2 separate regions of the Mus musculus genome follow, and region 1 is linked to region 2. A link is a loop called in an ENCODE intact Hi-C map of the cell type or tissue named here. Cell type or tissue: left cerebral cortex. All regions are shown on one strand. Links, peaks and the distances in the headings refer to the core of each region. The heading gives the core; the rest is flanking DNA.

Region 1 (8,334 bases), core at 221-8,220, 180 kb after region 2:
TAATCCCAGCACTTGGGAGGCAGAGGCAGGCGGATTTCTGAGTTCGAGGCCAGCCTGGTCTACAAAGTGAGTTCCAGGACAGCTAGGGCTACACAGAGAAATCCTGTCTTGAAAAAAACCAAAAAAAAAAAAAAAAAAAAAAGAACAGCTTGTATTTCTCTCCTCTCTAGATACTCGTTTATATTATGCCTAGAAACAAAAGAGATGCAGCTGGTGTGTGCACAGAGCACACAGAGATGCTGAGCCAAGGTTATCCTCAAATTCCTAACCCCCCTGCTTCCACTTCCCACCGTCAGGATTGCAGGAAGACACCACCAGGCCCTGTCTCATTTCTATTTGTTTCTTTGTTGCTGTTTGCTTTTATCCTTGATTTGTTTGTTGTTTTCTTGTTTATTTTGGAACGAACTGAGACAGAATGTCACTTTGTTGCAGACTGACCTTGAACTCACAGCAGGTTTCCTGCCTGAGTCCCAAGTGTGGATCACACGCCTGAGCCACCACATCCAGCTTCAGGCTTCTGCTCTTGTCCAAGTCAGCAGGGCATCCAACATCCTAGGTTAAAAAACAAGCCCAACAAGGCCAGGGCCTTAGCTGGCAAGTCCAGGACAGCTCTAGGCCAATGGACCCGGGAGAGGATCCCAGGCTTATCCAGCAGAACCTGAGCTGGATGCCGGTGGCCCCTGCCTGTGTGGTATGATGTCCTCAGCCAGGTGCACCCAACATTGTGAGGCAGAGGGAAATGGACTTGTTTATTGTTTACTGACCAATGACATTTCTAAGAACTCTGAGGCTGGATTAAGAAACAAGTTAAAGGGAGATGGGCTGGCTGGCGGGCCGGTCAGCGAAGTGTCAGTTTCTTCTTGTAAACAGGCCTAGGTCAGTAAAAGGATCTGACTGAGATGTGTTAGACCAGCATGAACCACACGAACGTTTCAGGTTTCGAATGAGCATATGAAGATAACAGAGGTCACTAGAAATACGGGAGCTTCAGAGAAAGGTCAACCTGGTCACATCTGAGGCTAACTTTTTCTGTAACTTCCTTTATGTCACCAAATCTTAGCTTATAAATTTCCTTTTTAAAGTATCTGTGTTTGGCTGTCTCCACACTGATTTTCTTTCTTTCTTTCTTTCTTTCTTTCTTTCTTTCTTTCTTTCTTTCTTTCTTTCTTTCTCTCTCTCTCTCTCTCTCTCTCTCTCTCTCTCTCTCTCTCTCTTTCTTTCTTTCTTTCTCTTTAAAAAAAAAAGCCTCACTTTGAAGCCCAGGCTGGAGTTGAACTCACAATCATTCCAGCTCAGGCTCCCAGACCTTAAATGCCTAACCTAGGCCCAGGGAGACAGGAAGAGAAGGAGGGGATAGGGCTGAAAATGGTCTTAGGAAGCTTGGACTTCGGGAACTCCGAAGTTTCAAAAGCCTATGCCAAGCCCAGTGCCTGTCTGTCTGTCTGTCTGTCTGTCTGCTTGTGGATCAGGATACTCCGGTACTGCTCCAGCTCCCCATGTACTGCCACGCTCCCTGCCATGAGGATAATGAGTTAAACTTCTGAAACTGTAAGCAAGTCCCCAGTTAAATGCTTTTTAAAAAAAATAAATAAAGGGGGAACAAATACTCACAGGAGGAAATATGGAGTGTGGAGCAGAGACTGAAGGAAAGGCCATCCAGAGACTGCCCCACCTGGGGAATCCATCCCATATACAGACACCAAACCCAGACACTATTGTGGATGCTGGGAAGTACTTGCTGACAGGAGCCTAATATGGCTGTCTCCTGAGAGGCTCTGCCAGAGCCTGACAAATACAGAGGGGGATGCTTGCAGCCAACCATTGGACTTTGTATGGGGGTCCCTGACGGAGGAGTTAAAGAAGGAACTGAAGGAGCTGAGGGGGTTTGCAGCCCCGTAGGGGGAGCAACAGTGTCAACCAGCCAGACCCCCCCCCCCACTGGAGCTCCCTGGGACTGGACCACCAACCAAAGAATATACATGGAAGGACCCTTGGTTCCAGCCACATATGTGGCAGAAGATGGATGGCCTTGTTGGACATCAGTGGGAGGAGAGGCCCTTGGGCCTGAGGGTGTTTGATGCCCCAGTGTAGAATGGCAGGAAGAAAAGATGGGAGTGGGTGAGTAGGGGAGCACCCTCATAGAGGCAGGGGAATGGGGGATGGAATAGGGAGGTTCTGAAGGGGACACATGGAAAGGGAAAAACATTTGAAATGCAAATAAAGAAAATATTCAATAAAAAAAAATAGCAAAAAGTAAAATAAAATAAAGAGTTGCCGCCGAGTGGTGGTGGTGCACGCCTTTGATCCCAGCACTTGGGAGGCAGAGGCAGGCGGATTTCTGAGTTCAAGGCCAGCCTGGTCTACAGAGTGAGTTCCAGGACAGCCAGGGCTATACAGAGAAACCCTGTCTCGAAAAACCAAAGCCTTGGTCATGGTGTCTCTTCACAGCAGTAGAACAGTGACTAAGACCCTAACCTTAAACATTGATCCTCCTGCCTCTACTTTCCAAGTGCTGAGGTCATAGACATGTTTATTCAATGCTGGGTATGGAACTCACAGCTAACTAGACAGATACAAAGTGAGTTATCTCTCTCCCAGCCCCCACCTCAGCTTTTTTGGATGAATGAGTGTTTTCATTCTGTTCCCCACAGGTTACAAGGAGACTTTAAAAGAGTTGCTAATGGTTTGATGTCTGAACAGGTGACCCATGGTGTATGCTCCCATTCAGTGTGCTGGAAATTGGGTTTCTCAGGACTTGACCACAAAGGAACCCATTCCCACTGACTCCTGGGTGTCTTGAGGGAACTGAGAAACCTGTTGGCAGAGGCTCTGTCAGGTCTGCTGGTGACAGGGCATGGCACTGGGACATCCAGATGTTTCACTAGGGAAACACCTGGATGATGTAAACACAGAAGGGGAGAGTCACATCACCCACATCCAGGATGAGCTAACCTGGGAGACCTCGGGATGCAAGGGATAAAAGAGAGGCACTGAAGGTGCTTGGCTTTCTCAGACCTGCAGCTTCCAGTAGAAGCCACACTGAGATAAGACGCTTTATCAGTAAATCCCTTGGAACTTCACAAGTTTCTCTTTATCTCGAAGGGTCATCTGGGATGTCAGAGTGCTTCTCCAGGCCAGAAAGAGAGGAGAGGAGAAAGGCCTGAGGCCCTGTGGTAGGTCAGGGCAGGTCTTCTCAAGGATAACTCCAACTACACCCAGCCCCGCCTCCCTCCCATACACAGTTTGTTTTCTTTTTTCTTTCTTTCTCTTCCTTCCTTCCTTCCTTCCTTCCTTCCTTCCTTCCTTCCTTCCTTCCTTTCTTTCTTTCTTCCTTTCTTTCTTTCTTTCTTTTTTATGAGAGAACAGTATCTCATGTAGCCAGGCTGGCCTCAAACTCACGTTATAGACAACGCTGACCCTGAGCTTCTGGTCGTATCACCTCCACATCCTGACTCTTAGATACAGTCCCCGGTTGCTTTGCTCACTTTACTGCTGGAAATAGAACCCAAAGCTTCGTGCTTGTTTTTTAAAGACTCTACCAACGGAGCTATATCCCCAGCCCTGGTTTTGTTGGAGTTTTTGTTTTTTATTTGTTCATGATACGGGGTCTCACTCTGTAGTTCTGACTAGCCTGGAACTTGCTAGAGACCAGGCTAGCCTCACATCTGCCTCTGCCTCCCAAACACTGGCAATAAAGTCATACCCAAATTGGCTTTGAGTAAGATGTAAAACCAAGCCTGTTCTTGAGTTTCTCCTGTCTCTGCCTCTTGCATGATGAGATTACAGGTCTGGGAGTTAACAGTTGCCTCTGATATTGAAACATTGAGCTCTTAAAGCAGAGAGGGAAACAAATTAAAAACTCTTGAAAACTGACCTGATTCACTAGGGCCCACCATGCCAGAGAAAGCAGAGCCGAGCTACAAAGGAGACTCCCAGACCAGACTTACTGCCTGGAAGAATCAGAAGCCAGCCCAGACACCTGGAGATTTAGAGCAACCGTGGCACCTGGAAAGGACACCCTCTGATCTGTTGAGCTGCCTGTGCAGTGTGCTCCAGGTCTATCAGTCTTTGTGAGCTGGGGTGGGCTCTGTTGATGCAGCTGTCTTTGAGTAACTTCTGCTCCTGTAAGCAACCCCTCACCAACGCTTCTGTAAGTAACCATGATAGAACTCTTGGTTCACCAGGGTGGACTATGGTGGCATCCATACTTTGGTCTGTCATGGGTTTCCTTTCTGGGGTGAGTTGATGACTGTGTTTTATCTCTCCAGGAAAAGTTTTGTCACACAACACTATCAGCTGTTAGATAACACTTAAGGATTCAGCGTCTCACTATCATTGCAAAGGTGTAACAAAGAACCCTTGCTTCCTGGATTCAAAGAAACAACGGTTGTAGATTCACAGAACGTTGGTGCCTTAGGAATTAGTGGGCATCCTACTTTCTTCTCAAGCCTTGATGTTGATCCTGCAGGAGGGAGGGAGAGCAAGGCCCAGAACTGCTTCTACTCCAAGCACAGCCCATGCCTACCTCCTTCCTCAACCTGAAGCAAAGTTTGATTCTTTTGGCTGCATCAGCCCCTTCCCCTCTGCTGAAGTGGGCCACAGAAGCCATCTGGACCATGATGCAAGCCAAGGTTGGGAAATTTACCACACTTCCTTGATGGGAACAGTCCCAGCAAATGTGCCGATGACTTCACTGAGTGAGCAAGCAGGGACTTCCTTGCGATCTCAAATCCAGGACCTCGGTGTTCCAGCAGACGGCACAGCATCTGTCCCTGACACCTAGTGGTTTTCGGGTTTCCCTCAGTGACTCAGACACTGCCACAGAGGCAAAGGTGCCCAGCTCACGCTTTCTGAGTCATCCTTCCAACTACAGAACTCTGGGCTCCAGCCAGATCCATAGCATAACAATTTGCCACTGAAATAGTTGACAATTTCCACGCATTCCAGCTCAGGAAGTGCTGGCTTGCTCTCTGCTATCCCATCCCTGCTTTGAATAGGAGGAGCTAATCTTGGCTAATAACAAATTACTACCTCCACTAAGATGCTTACTATTATGAATGCGTGTGGTACTGCATGTGTGTACATGACAAACCCACGTATGAAAAAGAACAGACTTAGAAAGATGAGTTAAGGATAAGGCTGGCACATTCCCCTAATATCAAAACTCAGAGGATGTGGCAAATGAACTGTGAGTTCTAGGACAGCCTAGGATACACACATAATTACAAGACCTCCAGGGCTACATAGAGACCCTGTCTCAAACAAAACAAAACAAAAGACAAAAAAAACCACAAAACCAACCAACCAAACAGCAGGCGTATGCCAAGGCTGGCAGATCCCGGAGTTAGAAGCCTGGTCTACAGAGCAAGTTCCAGCATAGCCAGGGCTACACAGAGAAACCCTGTTTCAAGAAAGCCTGGCTCCGGGCTGGAGAGATGGCTCAGCGGTTAAGAGCACTGACTGCTCTTCTAATCCCTGCAACTACATGGTGGCTCACAACCATCCTTAAAGAGATCTGACGCCCTCTTCTGGTGTGTCAGAAGACAGCTACAGTGTACTTACATATAACAATAAACAAATCTTTAAAAAGGAAATAAAGAAAGAAAGAAAGAAAGAAAGAAAGGAAGGAAGGAAGGAAGGAAGGAAGGAAGGAAGGAAGAAAGAAAGAAAGAAAGAAAGAAAGAAAGAAAGAAAGAAAGAAAGAAAGAAAGAAAGAGAGAAAGAAAGAAAGAAAGAGAGAGAGAAAGAGAAAGAGAGAAAGAAAGAGAAGCTCTGTCTCAAAAAGAACAATAAAAGGTCTTGTGACAACTTTCATGTCACTACAGTTCTGGGGAACTGATGCCCTCTTCTGGCCTCTAAAGACACCATAAAGATACCTAGGCACAGACACACACTACTACTACTACTACTACTACTACTACTACTACTACTACTACTATTATTATTATTATTATTATTATTATTGACAGGGTCTCTCTATATAGCCCTGGATGTCCTAGAACTCAAATATAAACCAAGCTGACCTTATACTGAAGAGATCTGCCTTCCTCTGCATCCTGACAGCAGGTATCAAAGGGATGTGCCACAATGCTCAGCTAACAGTTTTTAAAAATACAGGGCTGGAGAGACGGCTCAGTGGTTAGGAGCCCTTGCTGCTCTTCCAGAGGACCTGGGTTCATTTCCCAGCACCCACATGGCAGCTCACAACTGTCTGTGACCCTAGTTCCAGGGTCGCAGGATACTCTCACACAGAATACATGCAATCAAAACACCAATGCATATAAAATAAAAATAAGCAAATAATTAACAATATGCTAAGGCAGGAGCATTGATACAAGTTTAAAGACAACCAAGTAAACAGTGAGTTCCAGTCTAGCCTGAGCTACATGAGACATGTCTCAAAGAAACATCCACCCTTCAAACAAAAACTAGAGGAACAGAAGGGAAAGCACTTGGACCGTAGCTAGCTAAAGCTACTTTCAATAGACCACCCAGCCATCGAATGAACCATGAAGGATAGAATGACAACTGAGCTCAGCCATTTTTAGGGGATGCCACACCCTGTCTTGAGACTAAGTATCTATTTCGAGAGCTCTGGTAAACAAGGCTCTTTTGCTTAGGAGCAAAATCAGATAGCCCAGTGCAAAGGTGCCTTTCTATAATCCTAACATCCGGGATGCTGAGGTGGGAGAAGTCACTGAGAGGGTGAGGCTGCCTGGATTCATAGCTTGGGATACACAGCAAGATCCGGTCTCACACAAAACCACAAACCCTTCCATCTCAACATTCTAGAACTGAAACCTAAAAAAAAAAAAAAAAGACTGGGAAAGCCTTAAAGAAACACACAGGCAAGGGAAAGAAAAACAAGAAGAACAACCTTATATAAGTGTGTATTTGGGAGGCAGGCAAGGACAGTCCCTCTTCTGATCTCTTCTGGTCCCTCCTGGTCAGTTCTTCAGACAGATCTCAGCATCTGGGTTTTTTCTTAAACGTGAATATTGAGAGGTGGCTTTTTTGTTTATTGTTTGAGACACTGCCTCAATTGTATAGCTTTAGCTGGACTGTGTAGACCACACTGGCTTTAAACTCCCAGGGATCCACCTGTATCTGCCTCCCTAGTGCTCGGATTAAAGGTATGTGTCACCACACCTAGCTGTTTGCTTCTAAAACAGGGTGCAGTTCCCATCTGTCTGGTCTCAAACTCCCTAGAGAGTTAAGGATGATCTGAACACCTTGGCCTCTAGAGTCCTGGTATTATAGGCATGTACCACCGCTCCCAGGTCATGTAGCACCAGGGACGTCGGCCGTACCACCACTCCCAGGTCATTGTAGCACCAGGGAACCCATTGTAGCTCCCAGGGTTACCATTGTAGCCAGAACATGCATACAAGTTCTCTAGCAGCTGAGCTACCTCCCCAGCAAGATTCCATGTAATCTGTAAGCCCCTCTGCAGATCCCAATGGTCCCCTCTTCCCTTCAGTGTCACCTATGCCACCCCCCCCCGTTAAAATCAAGTCTCTCAAGCAGAGAAGATCTACTCTTCAGCGATGATGCCAGTCTTTGAGACGCCCACTGAGTCATGGTGGCTTCGTTTTAGCTACCTATAGCCTTCCACTCACTGAGATGCCGCTCTACTGGTTACCATGGATACCCATATTATACTTTTCCAGGCCCAAGAGTAAGAATGCAAAAGGTGTTCTCCCCAAGGGCCATCTAAGGCCAACATGACTTCAGGAACTCTAAAAACAAAAACAAAATACAAAAAAACAGCACTCATTACAGAGAAGCAACCAGGTGTGAATGCTGCCTTGGGTAAATCCTTCTAAGCAAAACACAAACAAAACCCACCAAACAAACAAAACTTTGATATCAAAGTTTCAGGATGGGTTCTTAGTCTGAGCTACATGAGGCCCTGACTCAAAAAGAAAAACACAGAAGGAAATTTTTATCTAAAACATTTAGCACCTCTGAAAGTTCGTGCTTCATTCTGCAGCCCAGGCTGGCCTGGAATTCATAGTTTGTAGCCTAGACTGCCCTTGACTCGTGGCAATCCTCCTGTTTCTGACTCTTGAAATAAGGGATATTAGTACCTACCCTGTAGGATAGTAGGGGCAGGGGCAGGCCTGTTTGTGTATTTGTGTGTGTACATCTTTTAAAGGCAAGATCTCACGTAGCCCAGCCTGGTCTCTAACTTGCTATGAAGCTAAGACTGGCCTTGAATTCCTGATCTCTTGACTACCTGCTAGGATTATACATATATACGATCATACCCAGATATCCCTAGGGTAATACCAAACCAAAACCCAGGGACCACAGAGCTGATGCAGACCAGCA
Region 2 (8,334 bases), core at 167-8,166:
GACCAACTCAGCTTCCATCCCAGACCCAGAGCCAGGGATTTGAGTTGAGCCCAATATCTAACCCATCTATGAACTGCTAGAGCACGAAAAAGGGACAGCCATGCAGATCCAAAGCTGCAGGATCTCCATGACATAGCGAAGCAAAGGGATGTCCCAGAAGAGTCCCGGTGAAGATCCAGTATTGGGAGTGTGGCAAAAGCCAAAGGCCTCAAACCAGACCTGTAACTCATTCTAATGAATGTTTGCAAGTAAAACTATATGGGTAATGTGTCCCTTTGTGGGACACATTGTGACACACCACGGCTTACACAGGGAGATAGGTTTTTTGGTTGGTTGGTTTTTGTCTATTTTACTGGGAGGGGGCATGGGTTACAAGGGCAGAGGGCAGATGTGGAAGGACTGCAAGATGAGTGGCATAGGGGTGAATTAAAAAAATAAATAAATAGTAAAGAAGAGAATAAAATTAAGCTTAATAATACAATTTACCTACCCCAATATATCCAAAATATCACTGGTTCAACATGTAGTTGATATTACAAATGATCAATGAGATATTGTTCTTTACTGTATGTGTACTATAAATAAACCTGTGAACCTAGTGTCTCTCTTATACTTTCAGTTTACCTTAGTAAGGACTGACCATGAATCAAGAGTTTCTTACTTATCAGTGGCTATGAGGGTGCAAATCTCAGAGCCTGTAAACAGTTCCTGCCTACTCTGTCCACTGCTGTCACCCCACTCTTTCTCCACTATACTACACAAAGAAGCTCAGCAGGTGTGTGGCAGATGGTTAAATGATTAAACAATGGTGGGTGGATGGGTGGAAAGACAGGTTGTTGGTTGGATTAGTGGCTAGTTGGATGTACAGGTGATGGGTAGATAGATGAATGATGGGCAGATGGATGAGTGGATGGATGGATGGATGGATGGATGGATGGGTGATTGGTAGATAGATGAATCAATGGGTAGATGGTTATGTGGATGGATGGATGAATAGAATAATGGATGATTGGATGGGTGAATGACTGGTTGAAAGGATAATGAATGGATGGATGCCTAAAGGGATTGATGGATGGGTAACAGGTGAATGGGTGGATAGATAAATGAATGGATTTCCAAACACAAAGTTAACATTAAACTTTTAAATTCTGATGATGCTTGTGAAACTGGTCTGGGAGGATCATCTACAGTGATCTACCCAGTGAACAGGCAGTTATGCCATTATATGTTGCTATGTCAACTAACAGGAAGGTCAAAGGCTTCAGTGCCAATAGTAAAACAGTTTATTAAAAGCATATTCTGTATTGGTGTTGGCATTCTTTCCCCCAGGATGTTCCACAGATGAAGACGTCATAGGAGCTGAGGCAGATCACGAGAAGGTAGTCAGTTGTGCTATTTGAACCACCTAGAACCTAGATTCTTGTCATCTCTGCCTCTCTATCATTTGACACTGATAGGCCCACCTTCCCTCCCTCTGAATCTATTTCTCAGTTTGCAGCATTTTCTTCAAAAGAAGACTTAGGAGAAAGCTCCATCTGAACAACAGAAACGAGCAGGTTGTAGGAGCAGCTCTGGGCTCTAGAAGCCTCTTAGGAACCACACTCACTGGAACTATATAAAGTTTTCTCTGCCATTGAACTCAGTACAGTCCCACAATGCCTTCCCTCTCCTCAAATGAGCTTCGTGGGCTCTACATCTTTGAGCTGCGGAGTGGGAGTTCCTTAAAGGCATTGTGATTGAGATTGTTCCTTTCCTGAAGCACAGTAGTGGCCAGAGCAGCCACTGAGCTCTGACTGGGGACTGGGCAAGAGAGCTGCTATGGATCCCACCACTGAACCACAGTGCAGATGGGTGGCGGTGGAATGGGACCAAGTAACAGAGGGAACACAGGTATAATTTGGCCAAAGATGCCTTGTTTGTTTGTTTGTTTGTTGTTTATTTGTTGTTTAGACAGGGTCTCACTAGGTAGCCTCAGTTAGAGCTCATGATATGCTTGCTTCCACCTCTGAAATACTGGGTACCCATACATTGCAGATGTGTGCAGGGTGTGAAGATCACACCCAGTCAATATGGCCATCTCCAGTAAAGTGGCCTCACTTGCATATATTTAAATAATTTTGGGGGGGGCAGGGGTGTTTTTGTTTTGGGGGTAGTCATTTGGTTGGTTGGTTGGTTGGGATTTTTTTTTTAAACATATGTTCAGTACACTGAATAAAATTGCACTTGTAGTAATAAATATCTCTTTTCCTGGTCTTAAAATAAAATAAAGCCCACTCAAATGCCAATTGAGTTCTTCTTACTCTTGTCTTAACTCAACCTCCAGTGCCAGATATAATCACTTTCAAAATCAGCTCACACTGAAGTTCCCTCAGCCCAACACTCCCATACCCAGACACCCTATATTCCATTTAGAGGCAATGTATTCTCAGGCCATGTGCCTAGTAATGTTACAAATGTGTTTGCTGTCTCCATAGGACCAGTGTATGTCTGAGGCAGGTGATTCCAAGCCTCGGCACTGAAGTTACACGCTCCTGGGGAAATGCTCTAGATTGGATGTGGAATGCCAGCAAAGGCCCATGTGTTAAAGATTACTCCCTAGCTTATGATACTGCTGTCAGGAGGTATATACCATGGGAGATAGAGTCTTCTCTACCACAAATACCACAGAACCTGCTGAGAGGTTTTAGGTCATTGAGAGAGCACCTTCAAGGGTTTGCAGAACTCTCTCCCTTTTGCTTTTAGCCATGAGGTAGATGAAGGCTTCCTCCACCAGACACTCTCACCATGATGTAGTACTTTCTCCACAGCTCCAAGAACAATAGAGCCAACCAACTGTGGGCTGAAACCTTCCAAACTGTAATCTAAAATAAAGCTTTTTCTCTTCATAAGTTGACCATCTCCAGGACTTGTTATATCAGGGGAAGGCTGAGTAATATGGGGCACGCTAACAAAACTTCATTATACTTCTTTTCTTGGAATACTTCGGCCTTCATAGATCAGGTCCTGAGATGTAGGGCTCATTGTGCTTCCTCGTATGAAGCTGATTGAGGATTTGGATTAAGCAGAGGATTTGGATTAATTAAGAGGATTTAAATTAAGCATCATTTGTGTGATGGGTAATCTGGAAAAACTAGCTTGTGGTGCCTTCTTGGGCAATAGCTATTTGTTATATCAAGAACAGCAGCCAAACTCCAAGAGTTTTCTGTAACCTCCATAAAATGAGAGCCTTGGGCTGGATCCCTGTAGTGCCTATGGCCTGCAATTAGACTATGACTAGATGGAAGAAAGCTTTCTACTGTTGTTATTACTCCATCTTTCAAAAATCTAGAGCTTGTGGCATTCAAAACTTAGACCCTTAGGAGGGCATAGGAATCATGGTAAGACTTAGGTTCTCATTCGAAAACGATGATATCCCAAGGAATGCTAAGTGTTTGTGTGTGTGTGTGTGTGTGTGTGAGAGAGAGAGAGAGAGAGAGAGAGAGAGAGAGAGAGAGAGAGAGAGAGAGAGAGAGAATATCATTCTTTTTTGTTGACAAGCGAGTAGACCACAGACATCTTGGTCATCACAACCATAACAAGCTTCTAGTTTCCTGTAATTCAATGACTCATGAGGTCCTGTGATAAGCAGCTTGAGCACCTACCTGTCTGATCCCCTTCCATCCCCACCTCCCCACCTCCCCACCTCCCCACCTCCTACCCCCCCACCCCCCACCCCCCACCTCCCCACCTCCCCACCTCCCCACCCTCCCCCACCTCCCCACTTCCCCATCTCCCCACCCCCCCACCTCCCCACTTCCCCACCTCCCCACCAGCACCTCCCTCTGGGAATCAGGCTGTCTGTAAACAGTCTGAGCAGCACCTCTTGGAACCCTTCAAGAGGAATCCACTGCTGACCCCATCCCCCAACATCATGTGCTATGTCTAGACAGTATTGTGTTTATCCATTTCTCCATAGAATGATTCCATGTCTTGGCTTTTGTGAATAGCTCTGTGTTCTGGCTTTTTGTTCTTTTTGTTTCTGTTTTTGTTTTTTGTTTTGTCACTTGGACACAAGGTAGAATCATCTGGGAACAGGGAGCCTCAGTTGAGAAAACACCTCCATGTAATTAGCTTAGCATACTAGAGCATAGTTCTTGGGGTGAGTTTTCTGTTTCAGATGCTCCTGGGTTGTACAAAGATTTAACCTGAGCAAGATGGGACAAACAAGCCATGCCTCGTCCATGGCCTCTGCTTCAGATCTGGCCTCCAGGTTCCTGCTTGAGTTTATGCCTTGGCTTCCCTTCACTATGGTCTATAAGCTGTAAGATGAAATGAGCCCTTTCCGTCCCAAGTTGCTTTTGGTCATGTATTGATCACAGTGACAGAGAAGCAAACTGGGACCTACTACAATAAATTGGGGAACAGGCACCCTTTTTGACATGCTGATTTCACTCCTTGTTGTGGAAGTTCTATTTCTGGCTGGTTTATTTCTATGCATGGATCTTGTCATTTGTCCTAACATGGTGGATATTTAGAGCATTATTAGCTGGCTAGGTTTTATGTCAGTTTGACGCAAGCTAAACTCGTCTAAGAGGAGGGAACCAATTGACAAAAAGCGTCAATAAGACTGGGCTGTAGGCAAGCCTGTAGGGCACTTTTTAAATTAGAACTCAAATAGGTCATTAGATTCCAGAACCACGTGGGAGGGTTTGATGCGCACATGGACAGAAAGGTCACCCCCAACTCCTTGGAGCAGGAGCTGCCGGGGAGATGTGTGAACCATTGCATCCTCCTGAAGCCGATCTGGGACATACAGTGTAGGAGGCTGGGTGACTACAATGATATTTACTTCCATGTAAAGTTATGCCCATATTAGCAAATCCTAAATATAGTGTTAGCTGTGAATGACTCAGCCAAACTTGAATAAAAGAGACACCAACCGTGAATGGCACTTACTTACTATCTCCTAGCTGGAAACCATGAATGGATTTCTCCCTACTCTCTGAAGATATTTAAAAATAAAAGAACACTCATGAGATGTCTCAATAGCTGACTGAAATCATAAAATACCTGTAATAAACTGTGAGGAACATGGCAAGAACTGGGATCTCATCAGAAAATGCCAAATTCTCAATAATGCATAGGTGTGTATGCATGTGTGAGTATGAGCATGTGTGTGTTCGTATGTGTGCGTTAATCATAGAAAGTCAGTATAGAGAAGGTTCAGAGGTTAAGAAAATATACTATTCTTGAAGATGACCCAGGATGGGTTGCTGGCATCCATAAAATTGTTCAGAGTTGTCTGTAACTCCAGCTCTGGGGGATCTGGCCTCCAGAGGCCCCCTCACATGCACCTGCACACACACACACACACCCAAATAAAAAGTAAAAGAAAATACCTTAGGTGTTCTTTTCTTTTATCAGACTATAGTATATTTATTCTGTTAAAGGCCTCTTAAGACATTTGGGACAATGGTAATGCACCTACTGCATATGCATGAGGACCTCAGTTTGTGTCCCCAGAACTCACGTGAAGAAGCCAGGCATGGTGACACCCTCTATAACTGGAGCACACAGCAAGCAGAGACAAGAGGGTCTCTGGAGTTTGCTGGGCAGCCAATCTAGACAAATTAATGAGTGCAAAGATCAGAGAGAAATGATGTCTCAAGAGAATACAAAATAAAGGAGAAAGAGATTGAAGATACCCAACACTAGCCTTCAGTCTTCACAAGCAGGCCCCATATACACTTGTACCAGCATGCACACATATATGTGCACAGACATACACACATTTTCAAAAGAGTCACCAGATAGCTTAAATGTAGGCATAATTTTAGCACTTCCTTTTGTTTTGTTTAATACTGGGGCCAGAGATTGGACAGACATCAAAATGGCTCCATATATGAAGAATGGTAATTGAAACGGAGAGTAATATTTAATATGGCAGAAGTGTCACTGGCAAGACTAGTTTGGCTGTCAAACGCCATCTTTCCCACATGGGTGTGATGGCATAAAAACAGATGGACAGGTCCAAACATTTGGAAAGGCTTGGAGAAGCACTCAACATTGGCTTCAAGGGGAGCAAGAACAAAGTTGGAAAACTCACTACTGCTCCCAGGTTCCTCGCCTTGCATCTTCTTCCCCCACAGCAAATGTGTGAAGTCCTGAAGGATGAATGGACTTGCATGGCTTTTCTGAGATGCATCTTAATTCAAACGCTTTTGCCTCAGTGAGTCAGAGGCAGGGCAGCCTCCAGCTGCACACCAGCGAGTACTTTTCCATGCCTTGCCCTGAATTATATAATGTGGCACATTTTTAGAAACCAGTTTGAGTTGCAGAGACTCCTGGGCTGAAATGTCAGTTTTCCAGTTCTTACACTCTCAAATTTTCAAAAGATGAGATTCCAGTGTGGTGATACTATGAATGGGAATGAAAGAACAATTTATTCTAGGTAAAGGAATAGTTCCAAGTGATTGTCTTGAACTATCTCCTTACTCCTGTGTTTATATTGGGGAGGGTAAAACAGCCCGAGCATGCCTGAGTTTTACTTTGTTGTCTCCGGGAGAGTTCCTCTGCTGGGATACTTTAAGTGGAGTGTCATAGATAAGGGTACCTGTTGGTTCACACTCACATTCAAGAGACTCTTGTTTTTTCTTACTGTTGTCATAAAATGCCTAACAAGAGCAATGGAAGGAAGGAAGGAAGGAAGGAAGGGAAGGAAGGAAGGAAGGGAGGGAGGGAGGGTGTGGTGTTGTTTGTGTTCACACTTTGAAGACATGGTCCTGAAGAATAAAAATTACTGAACTAAAAGAAGCAGAGAAAGTCTATCATAAGAGGGAAACAGAAGAAGAGAGGCAGGAGAGAGAGAAGAAAGAAATAGAGGAGAGGGAAAATAGACGGGATCGCCGTCAGGAGAGAAATTTGAGTAAAATTTTGGCTGCAGTTGTAAATGATAGACAGTCAGGAAAAGGTAAAATAGGGCTCCTGGGCAACAGGGCAGTGAAATCGCCAGGTGGCAGAAAGATACCACTGGAAAAAGACCAATGCGCCTATTGCAAAGAGAAAGGACACTGGGCTAGAGATTGCCCTAAAAACGGGAGCGATCCAAGGTCCTGACCCTAGAAGATGATTAGGGAAGTCGGGGCTCAGACCCCCTCCCTGAGCCTAGGGTAACTTTGTCCGTGGAGGGGACTCCCGTCAACTTCCTGATAGACACCGGAGCAGAGCATTCAGTACTCACTAGCCCCCTAGGCAAGCTAGGCTCTAAAAAGACCATGGTGATTGGAGCCACTGGTAGTAAATTTTACCCCTGGACGACCGAACGAGCCCTACAGATAAACAAGAACATAGTGACCCATTCCTTCCTGGTGATACCTGAGTGTCCTGCTCCCCTCTTGGGGCGCGATCTGCTAACCAAACTAAAGGCTCAAGTCCAATTTACTTCAGAAGGCCCACAAGTAAGCTGGGGAAAAGCCCCCGTTGCCTGCCTTGTCCTCAACACAGAGGAAGAGTATCGGTTGCATGAAGAGCAACCCAAAAATGCAGTCTCTTCAGGCTGGCTAACTGCGTTCCCCAATGTCTGGGCAGAACAAGCAGGAATGGGGTTGGCTAAACAAGTGCCTCCGGTTGTGGTAGAACTTAAAGCTGATGCCACCCCCATCTCGGTAAGACAATACCCTATGAGCAAGGAAGCTAGGGAGGGCATCCGGCCTCATATCCAGAGGTTGTTAGACCAAGGAGTTTTAGTAGCCTGTCAGTCCCCTTGGAATACACCACTTCTGCCGGTTCGAAAACCAGGGACTAATGACTATCGCCCGGTGCAAGACCTCCGGGAAGTTAACAAAAGGGTCCTGGACATTCACCCCACAGTCCCGAACCCGTACAATTTATTAAGCTCTCTCCCACCCGAGAGAACATGGTATACAGTCCTGGACTTAAAAGATGCCTTCTTTTGCCTGTGCTTGCACCCTAAGAGTCAGCTCCTGTTTGCCTTTGAATGGAGGGACCCAGAGGGCGGACAGACTGGTCAACTAACCTGGACTAGGCTACCACAGGGGTTCAAAAATTCCCCCACCCTGTTTGACGAGGCCCTCCATCGGGATCTCGCGCCTTTTCACGCTCGAAACCCTCAGCTTACCCTACTACAGTATGTGGATGATCTCTTGGTCTCGGCGGCCTCGAAGGAGCTGTGCCACCAGGGAACTGAGAAGCTCCTCGCAGAACTGAGTGACTTGGGGTATCGAGTTTCGGCTAAAAAGGCACAAATTTGTCAAACTGAGGTAACCTACCTGGGGTATACCCTCCGAGGGGGTAAAAGATGGCTCACAGAGGCCCGGAAGAAGACTGTTATGATGA

Evidence for each region. A loop is a pair of places that touch in the nucleus more often than their neighbours do. Peaks named below come from ENCODE experiments on the same cell type or tissue, not always from the same donor. Only the 100,000 strongest peaks of a DNase experiment are listed, where the experiment ranks them.
Region 1: a loop joins it to region 2, with 8 times the contacts of the local background. A loop is called at or near these places in 29 of 42 quality-filtered maps.

The regions. Positions count from the first base shown.
Region 1 is chr2:11,525,576-11,533,909 of GRCm38, forward strand. Gm10851 (a long non-coding RNA gene) reads left to right here. Exons shown (of 3, transcript XR_865972.3): 2 at 3,887-4,150; 3 at 4,269-4,398. It also overlaps a transcript of Pfkfb3 not described here. Among named protein-coding and RNA genes, the nearest start is that of Gm10851, 8.1 kb to the left of the region's middle. In left cerebral cortex, for the core only: no CTCF peak of the experiment used is centred there; a DNase peak (open chromatin) is centred at 4,779.
Region 2 is chr2:11,341,824-11,350,157 of GRCm38, forward strand. The region is part of intron 2 of 8030442B05Rik (RIKEN cDNA 8030442B05 gene); the gene reads right to left. It overlaps Gm13293 (predicted gene 13293), which reads left to right. Exons shown (of 4, transcript NR_040369.2): 3 at 620-775; 4 at 1,330-2,283. Among named protein-coding and RNA genes, the nearest start is that of Gm13293, 6.5 kb to the left of the region's middle. In left cerebral cortex, for the core only: no CTCF peak of the experiment used is centred there; DNase peaks (open chromatin) are centred at 4,808 and 6,197; H3K27ac peaks cover 591 bases.